Regions from separate parts of the Homo sapiens genome. Here region 1 is linked to region 2. Evidence: chromatin contacts called from ENCODE Hi-C or POLR2A ChIA-PET data. All regions are on one chromosome and are shown on one strand. Each heading gives the region's core, a stretch centred on a gene start or an enhancer-like site at or near the end of the contact. The rest is flanking DNA. Distances are from core to core; before and after follow the strand shown.

Region 1 (4,857 bases), core at 334-2,833, 55 kb before region 2:
CGTCTGGCACAGAGCTGGCCACTCTGGTGGCAGAGGTAGGGTTAGCATTCAGGAGCAGCCTTTGGAGTCTCCAGACAGTGGAGGTGAGCCATGACCTAAGCACAGAAGGTGGGGTGTCAGGAGAGGGTTCCAGGCAGGGACCAGGGCCAGAGGGGAGGGGAGGGTGGCCCAGCTGTGTAGAGAGAGGATGCAGAGAGCGAGGGGACACTGAGAGGCAAGTGGGGCTGGGCCATGGGCGTGAGAGCCCTTGGAAACACCAGGGAAAATAGCATGCACGTAAGCACCTCCTTCGCGCTATTAATCTTTCAAGCACACCATTTACACAGTCAAACATTAGCTGAGTAATCACAAACTCCACATGAGTGGGGTCCCAATGTTTGAGGTTTTACTGTATTTCAAATGGACCAGAAAGAACAGCCTGCCTAATGACAAACGCTACTATAGTTTGATTTTCTGAGCCATTCTGAGAAATTTTCACACACTAAATAGAGAAATGGCTTTCAGTCAATTATAGCTTTTCAGGAAAAGAGACAACATACTATACTACCTATAATAAATAAAAATAACTAAAAGATATGAGCCTCAATAAAAGGAGTCATACATCAACCATCATGGTAATTTCAAAAAGGAAACAAATGCCAGTCTTTAAGTCTTCAAGATAAGCACTGTACCTCAGGTAAAAATGAAGAAAATCAAGACAAATGTCTACCAGGTGCAAAAACCATCTGGTTTATTGATTTATGTTTTGGCAGAAGTTTTAGGTTCCTAAAGAGAATGAATCTCTAATTACTTTTAGGGTTTATTGATAGCCTTGTTTCTGATGGTAGAGGGGCACAGGTCAGGAGAGCTAGCCTGGCAGCCATTCATCTGGAAAACATCTTCGGTTGTAACAAGCTTAATTCAAGTCCAAGATACGATATAGATGCTATAAAAAAAAAAAGCCCAGCCATCCCAGCCACCCCAGATGAGATCCAGCCATGTGAGTACCTTCTTCGATGTTCCAGGCCAAGCTGAGTTCCCAGCAGAACAAATCTCTTAAGTGATCCCAGCTAATATCACATGGAGCAGCAAAACCATCTGGCTGAGCCCAGCTAACCCAAGAATCACGAGAAATGAGAAGTCATTGTTTCAAGCCACTAGTTTTGCAGTGGTTTGTTATACAGCAATAGATAACCGAAACAGCCACTAAAGGGAGCCATATTTTGTGCTGACAATACCTTCCTGGACAAAGTGGATTAAAGCAGGGGGAGAACCTGATCCAAGGACACTTAATACAAGAGGAGGTTTATCGGGACCACTGGTCTGCAGCTAAAAGGCTAGGCTGAGGCAGGAAATACAAATAGATTGAGTACTTGAAATAAATGCTTAGAGGATATGGTAAAGAACAGACCAAGGCCAGAACAAGTTATAAAGCAGTAGAAACTCTGAGTGAACAGAACGAGCCAGCCAGCAGAGGAAGCAGAATGGAGAAGAGGCAGAAAGATAAGCAGAAAGACCCCTGTTCCACAGAGAGGAGCAGCTACCTCGGGGGCTGCCAGGTTTCCGAACAGCTTGCTATTGTCATGAGGCTGGACTGCAGTTTCCGGTCTCCAAGTTCCCTGAGGTCCCTGTCCCTCTCATGATCCCTTGTGTGAGCCAGCATCTGTGGCGACTCCTCTGTGAGCTGGCCAGAGTGAGTTTCTACTCTTGGTAACCAAAACAGACCAATGAAAACAGGACTCTTCTAGTATGAGATTCTACCATTTTAGGAATGGCAATCAATTGACACAGTGAAAATTACCACCAGTACAGTGAATATTTTGGTAACTGGAAAATAAAGGTAGAGGAAGTCTTGATTAAGCTGGTGGATTGAAAATGCATTACAGAATTTCCATTCTACATTCCTGATGAAATGAGCAAAAACAAAGCCAAGCAAAAAGCCACAAACAGCAGCAAAACTAAAAAAAGGGTATAATCATTCTATGAACTAAAACTCACAGAAGTCATGTTGGCAAGTCATAAAAGTCCTGAAAGTTCTATCTCAAACACAACCAAACCAGAGAGATGCAAACGGAGTGAGCATTCTGTTTCATGGAGTAGCAGATGGGGCAGAGGGTGGGAAGAAAGAAATGACACAGGAAAAGTTGGAAGTGTGGCTGGCATACAATTAGAAAACCAGACAGAATGCAGAAAACAATGATTTTCAGATAGTACAACACAGTGATCCTGAGAGAAGAAATACAAACAACCGTGTCCAGCTTACTGCTTGCAGTTTCCAGATGCAGTGCAGGAAAGGGGAACTCAAACAGAGCCCAGCAGTCCCACTGGGGTGAGAAGACAGAGTGTGGAGTTCAGGGAGCCGACAGTGGCTAGAACATGAGGGGCCAAGAGTGGAGAGGAAGAGGCTGGAAAACGGCTATTGTGAATATATGACATGTCTTCAAGAAGGTAGAGGATATGACTAGCATGAACAGAAACATGACAAATTTGAAATTAAAAAACTGAATAGGATTAATGGCAGATTAGATATTACAGAAAACAGAAGTGTTGCTTGAAAATATAGCAATATTGCTCAAGGACATGGCAATAAAAATATCAAGAATTAAAAAAGAAAACAAAAAGGAAACGGCTGAGTGCGGTAATTCTTACACCTTGGGAGGCTGAAGTGGGAGGATTGTTTGAGGCCAGGAGTTTGAAACCAACCTGGGGAACATGGCAAAACCTAGTCTCTACAAAAAACGTACAAATTATCCAGGCATGGTAGCACGTGCCTGTGGTCCCAGCTACTCAGGAGGCTGAGATGAGAGGATCATTTCGGCCCAGAAGGTTGAGGCTGCAATGAGTAGTGTTCACGCCACTGCACTCCAGCCTGGGCAAGAGTGAGATCCTGTCTCAAAAAAATTTTTTTTTAAACCACAGAAAGTACTTAAAAACTAATGAATAAGCATCTGTGATTGTGGGATAATATCAAGCAGTATATTTATACATATAATTGGAGTTACAGAAGGAGATGGTAGAAAGGGTAAGACAGAAACAAATTTCAGGAAATAATCACCAAAAAGTTTCCAAATTTGTTAAAAACTACAAATTCACATATCTAAAAATCTCAACCAACCCCAAGCAGAAGAAACATAAAGAAAACCACATTAGAGTCAGTCAGATATTTTTTAAAACTCACGTACACACAAAGATGCTCAACCCCCATCCACTTACTGGAATGACAAAACTGATAATTCCAAGTGTTGACAAGGATGTGGTGCAACTAAAACCCTTGCAACACTGCTGGGGAAAGGCAAAATGGAACATCAGTTGTTTTTAAAGCACTGTGGCAGTTTCTTATCAGTCTCACACACATTTGCCATGTGACCCAGCAATCCCACTCATATTTACCCAAGAAGAATAAAAGCATGTCCATACAAAGACTGATATGTGAATGTTCATTGCAGGTTTATTTGTAATAGCTAAAAATTGGAAACAACACAAATGTCCATAAATTGGTGCAGGTATAAACAAAATGTGTTATATCCATAAAACAGAATACTATTTAGCAATAAAAAGGAATGGAGTACTGAAACCTACATTAACTTGTATGACTCAAAAGCACAATGCTACATGAAATAAGCCAGGCAGAAAAGACTGTATGCCATGTAATTCCATTTATATGACATTCTGGCACAGGTCAAACTATAGAGATAGAAATGAGATAAGTGGTTGCCAACATAAAGGATTTTACTACAAAGGGGCACAATGCAATTTGGGGGAGCAGGGTGACAACAATGCCCTACCATCATTGTGCTGGGGGTTGCATGACTCCAGACATACTTTATTTTATCACACTTCACAGATACTGCATTTTTTTTTTTTTTTTTTTACACATTGAAGGTTTGTGGCAACCTTGCGTCAAGCAAGTCTACAGTGTCATTTTTCCAACAGCATGTGTTCACTTTGTGTTTCTGTGTCACTCTTTGGTAATTCTTGCAATATTTCAAACTTTTTCACTATTATTATATTAGTTATTGTGATTTGTGATTGGTGGTCTTTGATGTTACTAATTATTTTGGGGCACCATAAAGTGTGCCCTTCCTTATAAGACAGCAAACTTAATTGGTAAATGTTGTGTGTGTTCTGACTGTTCCACTGGTCACTCTCCATCTCTGTCTCTTCAGGCCTCCCTAATGACATGCAAAGTTCCTGAGACATAACAATATGAAAATTAGGCCAAAAAATAACCTTACAAAGGCCTCCAAGTGTTCAAGTGAAAAGAAGAGTTGCACTTGAAATAAAAAACTAGAAATAATGAAGCTTACTGAGGAAGGCCAAGTTCAAGTCAAAAGCCAACATGAGCCAAAAGCTAGGTCTCTTGCACCAAACATTTATCCAAGTTGTTAATGCAAAGGAAAAGTTTGTGAAGGAAATTTAAAGTGCTATTCTACTGAACTCATGAATGATAAGAAAGCAAAACTGCCTTATTGCTGATATGGAGAAAGTTTGAGTGGTCTCAATAGGAGATCAAACCAGCCACAATGTTCTCTTAAGCCAAAGCCTAATCCAGAGCAAGGCCCTAACTCTCTTCAATTCTATGAAGTCTAAGAGAGGTAAGAAAGTTGCAGAAGACAAGCTGGAGGCTAGCAGTGGTTGGGTCATAGGTTTAAGGAAATAAGCCATCTCCACCACATCAAAGTGCAATGCGAAGCAGCAAGTGCTGATGTAGAAGGTGCAGTGAGTTACCCAGAAGATTTAGCCAAGATCATTGATGAAGGTGGCTATACTAAACAACAGATTTTCAATGTAGATGAAACAGCCTTCTATTGAAAGAAGATGCCATCTAGGGCTTTCATGGCTCAAAAGGAGAAGTCAATGCTTGGCTTCAAGGGTTCA
Region 2 (4,873 bases), core at 2,163-4,662:
TGATGGTATGGCCCCATCTGATGTCTGTCCAGTGTCAGAATATAACTACAAAGAAAACTAGAATGATCAACATTGATTTCAAAGAAAATATCTGAATTAAATATTTCTGTAGGTAGATGAATAATCTCACATAAAATCTCCATATAAAAATCCCTAACATTTAGCCCTAAACATCTGACTAATACTAATGTGGTAGGGAAACAAATGTTTTAAACTCCTTAACATGTTAGTTTTCAGCTAATTGGTAATTAAGCTTGTAGAGTTAAACTTGACTCTTAACACATCATGTTGTCTACCCACTGTGTGAGAGTAATTTTCTTATGGCTCAGAATTTTAAATGCCCTAATTAAGTTAGAAAAGGCTTAAAACCATTATTAAATGCTATTTTTATTCCTGATAAATTCGTCTGGTAGTAAAATCAGCTTACTGGTATTAAAAGTGGTTATTTTGGTGGGGTGAGTGGCATTAATTATTTCACAGCAATCTGGGGGAATAGAAGTGAAGAGAATGAAAAACAGGAGCTGTTAAATAAACTAACGAGTGACAGTTCCCACAGTCCCCACTGACAGAGCAGTTACTGTGCAGAAGGGACTCACCCTCCAGACACGTGCGCTGCTCTGAGAGGTTTGGTGAGGGTGACGGTGAGTCTTCCCACTCATGTGAAAATGAGAGGCAATGCTGAATTGTATCTCTTATGAACATGAGGTCAAATGTAACGTAACAACAAAATATGAGCTTCAAAGCTTATGAAATGTCAAACTTTATTTATAGAAATACATCAGCTGTGGAGAAAAATCATTACCTCATTATTCAGAAGGTTGTGAAGAAACACCTTAGAATTTTTTTCCAGCTCATGACCAGGGACATAACAGACAGAAAAAAGGGTCAGAAATTAGCACACCTTACTGCCAGAAGGTGGCCCAAGTAGGTGTCAACAATCACATTTACAAAACAATTCTGAAATATCTGATTTCTCATATAAACTGGTTATTTCAATAGCTTCATTTTATAAAGTATATTCCATCCAAATTATTCCATTTTTTCTTATAAAATGTGATTGTACATCCCAAAAGCTCATGTCCACAAATATAGAGCAGCTCATCATGGCACTTACAAACAAACCCATGTCTCACCACTAACAATTTGATTGAAGTGACTGATATAACTTCAGTCTTCCCAACTCAACTCCACTGGACATGTAACACTGACAAATTTCTCCATAAAAAAGTATATACCTCTCTAAACTACATAAGAATGGGTGGCAATAGATTGAATTAATTCCTGAAGAATGGATCTTGCATTTATAGAGCCAAGGAAGGATATCAAGAACATAAGGATTCTAAACAATAAAATTATATTATCACTGCAACTTTACACACTTTCTAAACTCTAACCTGAATATGTTCCATCTTCATTCACAGGTGCAGTGAACAACCACGACAGGCTTCACATCATCCTACCTGGTCAGAAGTTGCCACCATTAGGACAACTAATTAAATTCAACAGTAAAGGTGTATATCCCGTGCCCTCCAATAGGGTGTGGCTCAAGGAGTACTTGGGGTTTCAAACGGGGCCCACACTCATGAAGCGCCCAGGTTTCTATCACTAGTCTCCATAAACATATGGATGAAGATGAACACATCTGTTTTTCTTTCAAAGTAGCCAGCACAAGCTGGCACAGCCGCCTCTGTGCCCACAGCACAGATTGAAGGATCAAGGAGCAACATGGGTCTCCTCTGGGTCCCAAGTAATAGGGAGCAGGAGGCTCCCAGCTCAAAGGGAGAAGGAGGCTGAATGCATTAATGAGCTATGAGTCACATGTTCTAGGTCAGCTAGTCTTCATTTTCGTCAATCTGAAAAGATTTGGAACTCACAAACTGCATAAAGACATACAAATTACCACACATGGAAAGCCAATTAAGCTCTTTGTTTCTTTGATCATTGCTTTTCTGTTTGAATTTCCACAAAGAGGACAATCACAATCCACAAAACTGAATGTAGAGACAATACTATTCTGTGCATACTACAAAAATAATTACACAATTTAAGATACTGCACAGATCCTAGATGCTATAAAAACTTTTTTTAAAAAGGGCTTTATACTATTGCCAGTAGTGTTTGATGCACGTTTCAACAGTAAATAAAAAATCTTGATGCTGGAAAGATTCAATTGCTAGAAGAAAATAGACATGAAGTGTATGTTCTTAAAGATATTCCTCTCACACTTCACCCTCCTTTTTCTCTCTCTTGGCAATTATTAGGCTTAACTCAAATTCTTCATCAATCTCAACACACCAAAGGGATGCCACTTTTCCAGGATGCTCTACGAAAAAATGTTATTCACCTAACAAAAATAGTCAAGGTAACAGAGCAATTTGGCTCCACTGTTCTTGATGATCACAATATAATCCTTCCAGCTGGCTTAGTTCTTAAAGTTATCACATCATACTTCTAACTCTACCTCTTGGACCCTCCCAGAAATACCTAGGCCTTTCTCTGGGAGATATTTCAGGAAGAATGTCTTTAAGGCAAACCAGAGGATGAACTGCAGCAGAGAGGGAAAGGCTGCAGGCTGGGTGGCTTCAACAGTCTCACAAGTGTGATGGGGATGGTGTCAATAAGTTATTTCTTTTCACAGATGCTGCCATAGTTAATGAATCATGTTTTCCCTGGAGCTTTCCACCTATTCAAAGGACAAGTTTCAGAGCTTGGATGAGGAGCAACTATCTTATGAACACAGAGACATTTGTCAGTTTTAAAGGTCAAATTAGATTTTTGCTCAGGTTCCCACCAAAATGATAGACTTGAAAATCAGGATTTATCAAACTATGTTCTAAATTATTTCAACATATCGAGTGTATTAGTCTGTTTTCATGCTGCTGATAAAGACATACCCGAGACTGGGAATAAAAGGAGGATTAATATGACTTACAGTTCCACATGGCTGGGGAGGTCTCACAATCATGGCAGAAGGTGAAAGGCATTTCTTACATGGTGGTGGCAAGAGAGAATAAGAAAGAAGCAAAGTGGAAATCCCTGATAAACCCATCAGGTTTCATGAGACTTATTCACTATCACAAGAATAGCACAGGAAAGACTGGCCCCCATGATTCAACTACCTCCCCCTGGGTCCCTCCCACAACACGGGGGAATTCTGGGAGATACAATTCAAGTTGAGATTTGGGTGGGGACACAGCCAAACCATATCATGGGGAAACAACCCGTAGATCACAGAGTGTTATCCCCTAAGGTGGAGGAGACTTCCTTCCAAATACAAAGGTTGAGCCAAGGGAATTGCAGCTCTGAGGCAGGAGGAAAGGAGCTGGCTCTTGCAGCTTTCTTGACGAGAGAACAGAGAGGAGGAAATAACGCCTCTTGCAGTATTGAGTGACTCATGTTGGAGCTGGGAAATCCCCCCACTATGTACCCACCTCGAGGTGAATAGAAAGTGGAGGAGAGGATGGTGGCTTTAGATGTTTAGACATTCTTTGCCAAGAACACAAAAAGAAGGGTTTGCAACCACACCCTCTCCAAGCAACCACTGGCCACTTTGTGAAGGAAGAGGGGGAAAGAGAGAAAGTCAGAGAGACTGAGCATTTTACCTAAAGAGCTTAGCATTTACAGTCCAAAACGAATAACGTAATGAATGCAATAGATGAAGTTTACCAACAGAATTAAAATCCAGGGACATCTACCTCCCTCATAAGAGAGGTAAGAAAGTTACATTTTCTTTTTCACCTGGGATGAGTATGAAGCTTGAACTCAAACTCTGCCATACAGCATAAGGTGATTAAAGGCTCAACTAGAATTAGGGCCACAGAAATGAGAAGTCAGCCAGCATTGCCTCCTCCACTCAATTAAAGTTTATTTATTCAAAGTCTAGTAATGACAAAAAGTTTACTGAATAAATGGGGATAAGGAAGCTAAGTGCTTCCTCGCAGCTTTGGAAACTGCCAGTTGACCAAAAGAACTGTGTATATTATCTCCAGAGCACTAACAGAATTTTAAAGATACATAAAATCCTTTTCTTTCTTTCTTTCTTTTTTTTAAATTTCCTGTAAGGGTCCTTGACAGAGAGAAGAACTTAGCAAAGAACTTAGGAGGCACCTTCAGCCACTGCAGAAACACAGAGAAACTATCGAAAAAGTATCAAAAATAAGCCTTGAAGAAATTATACAGGAGCAAAATCCAATATTCGATGTGGAATTTGATGGGAACATAGGAAGTAACTCCTCTACTTTTGCATAGGAAGAAAAAAGACTACAGTACTTCGAATATCTTAGTTTTATAAAAAATGTAGTAGTATTCTTTTGCGTAAAGCATAGGTTTACAAAGAAGTTCCCTAACTTTTCTTGAGCTTTGGGTTTCAGATATATTCATATTTTCTACCAGATTCAGGGAACTAAAGTGTTTGAAAAATTAGCAATCTGCCTTTGCCCCTTTAAAAAACAATAAAAATGCTCTAAACAGAAAAGTAAAACCATGGAGACCCTATCAAATACATGGCCCTAAACCACTGCCCCCTAACAGTTCTCTAGGTGGTGATGGCTCAAATGAAATCTACCCAGGAACTGAAGTGATGCTAACAGCCGGGTCCCATTTCTCATTCACCAATAGGGCTGGATGGCACCCCAGCTCTTGTTTCCTTGCTTACTTTGCAATTTTAAATCAGACTGTTAGTATGTCAGATGACATAGTAGCTTGCTTAATAGCATTTATCATTTCTTGTCTGAGGACATCATCTGACAACATGTTGAAATCTATTAAAGTCATCCTCCCAGAGAGTTTAGAGATGGATATCCAACTTAATGGATAAAAGCTGCTCTGTGATGCTATGTGATTAAGTCTCTTTCAAGCAGACTGCCATCCCCTA

The links. Hi-C counts contacts between places; a loop is a spot of excess contacts on that map. ChIA-PET counts read pairs that join two places held with the same protein, here RNA polymerase II (POLR2A). Pooled maps may share reads with other maps.
Region 1: a loop to region 2 is called in a map of CD8-positive, alpha-beta T cell, with 2.0 times the contacts of the local background. The contact joins two enhancer-like sites. A Hi-C loop is called at or near these places in 6 of 168 maps with a recorded cell type or tissue (CD8-positive, alpha-beta T cell, PC-3, breast epithelium and 3 more) and 4 of 50 pooled maps. POLR2A ChIA-PET finds 5 or more read pairs at or near these places in 4 of 52 experiments (CD8-positive, alpha-beta T cell, OCI-LY7, activated B cell and 1 more).

The regions. Positions count from the first base shown.
Region 1 is chr3:17,074,539-17,079,395 of GRCh38, reverse strand. The region is part of intron 5 of PLCL2 (phospholipase C like 2); the gene reads right to left. Among named protein-coding and RNA genes, the nearest start is that of PLCL2-AS1, 22 kb to the right of the region's middle. Within about 2 kb of position 1,583, at least 8 of the 41 ENCODE cell types and tissues checked have a DNase peak (open chromatin) inside an H3K27ac peak, as active enhancers do.
Region 2 is chr3:17,021,675-17,026,547 of GRCh38, reverse strand. All of the region lies in intron 3 of PLCL2 (phospholipase C like 2), which reads right to left. Among named protein-coding and RNA genes, the nearest start is that of PLCL2-AS1, 30 kb to the left of the region's middle. RefSeq lists enhancers at 3,149-3,228, 3,299-3,518. Within about 2 kb of position 3,412, at least 3 of the 41 ENCODE cell types and tissues checked have a DNase peak (open chromatin) inside an H3K27ac peak, as active enhancers do.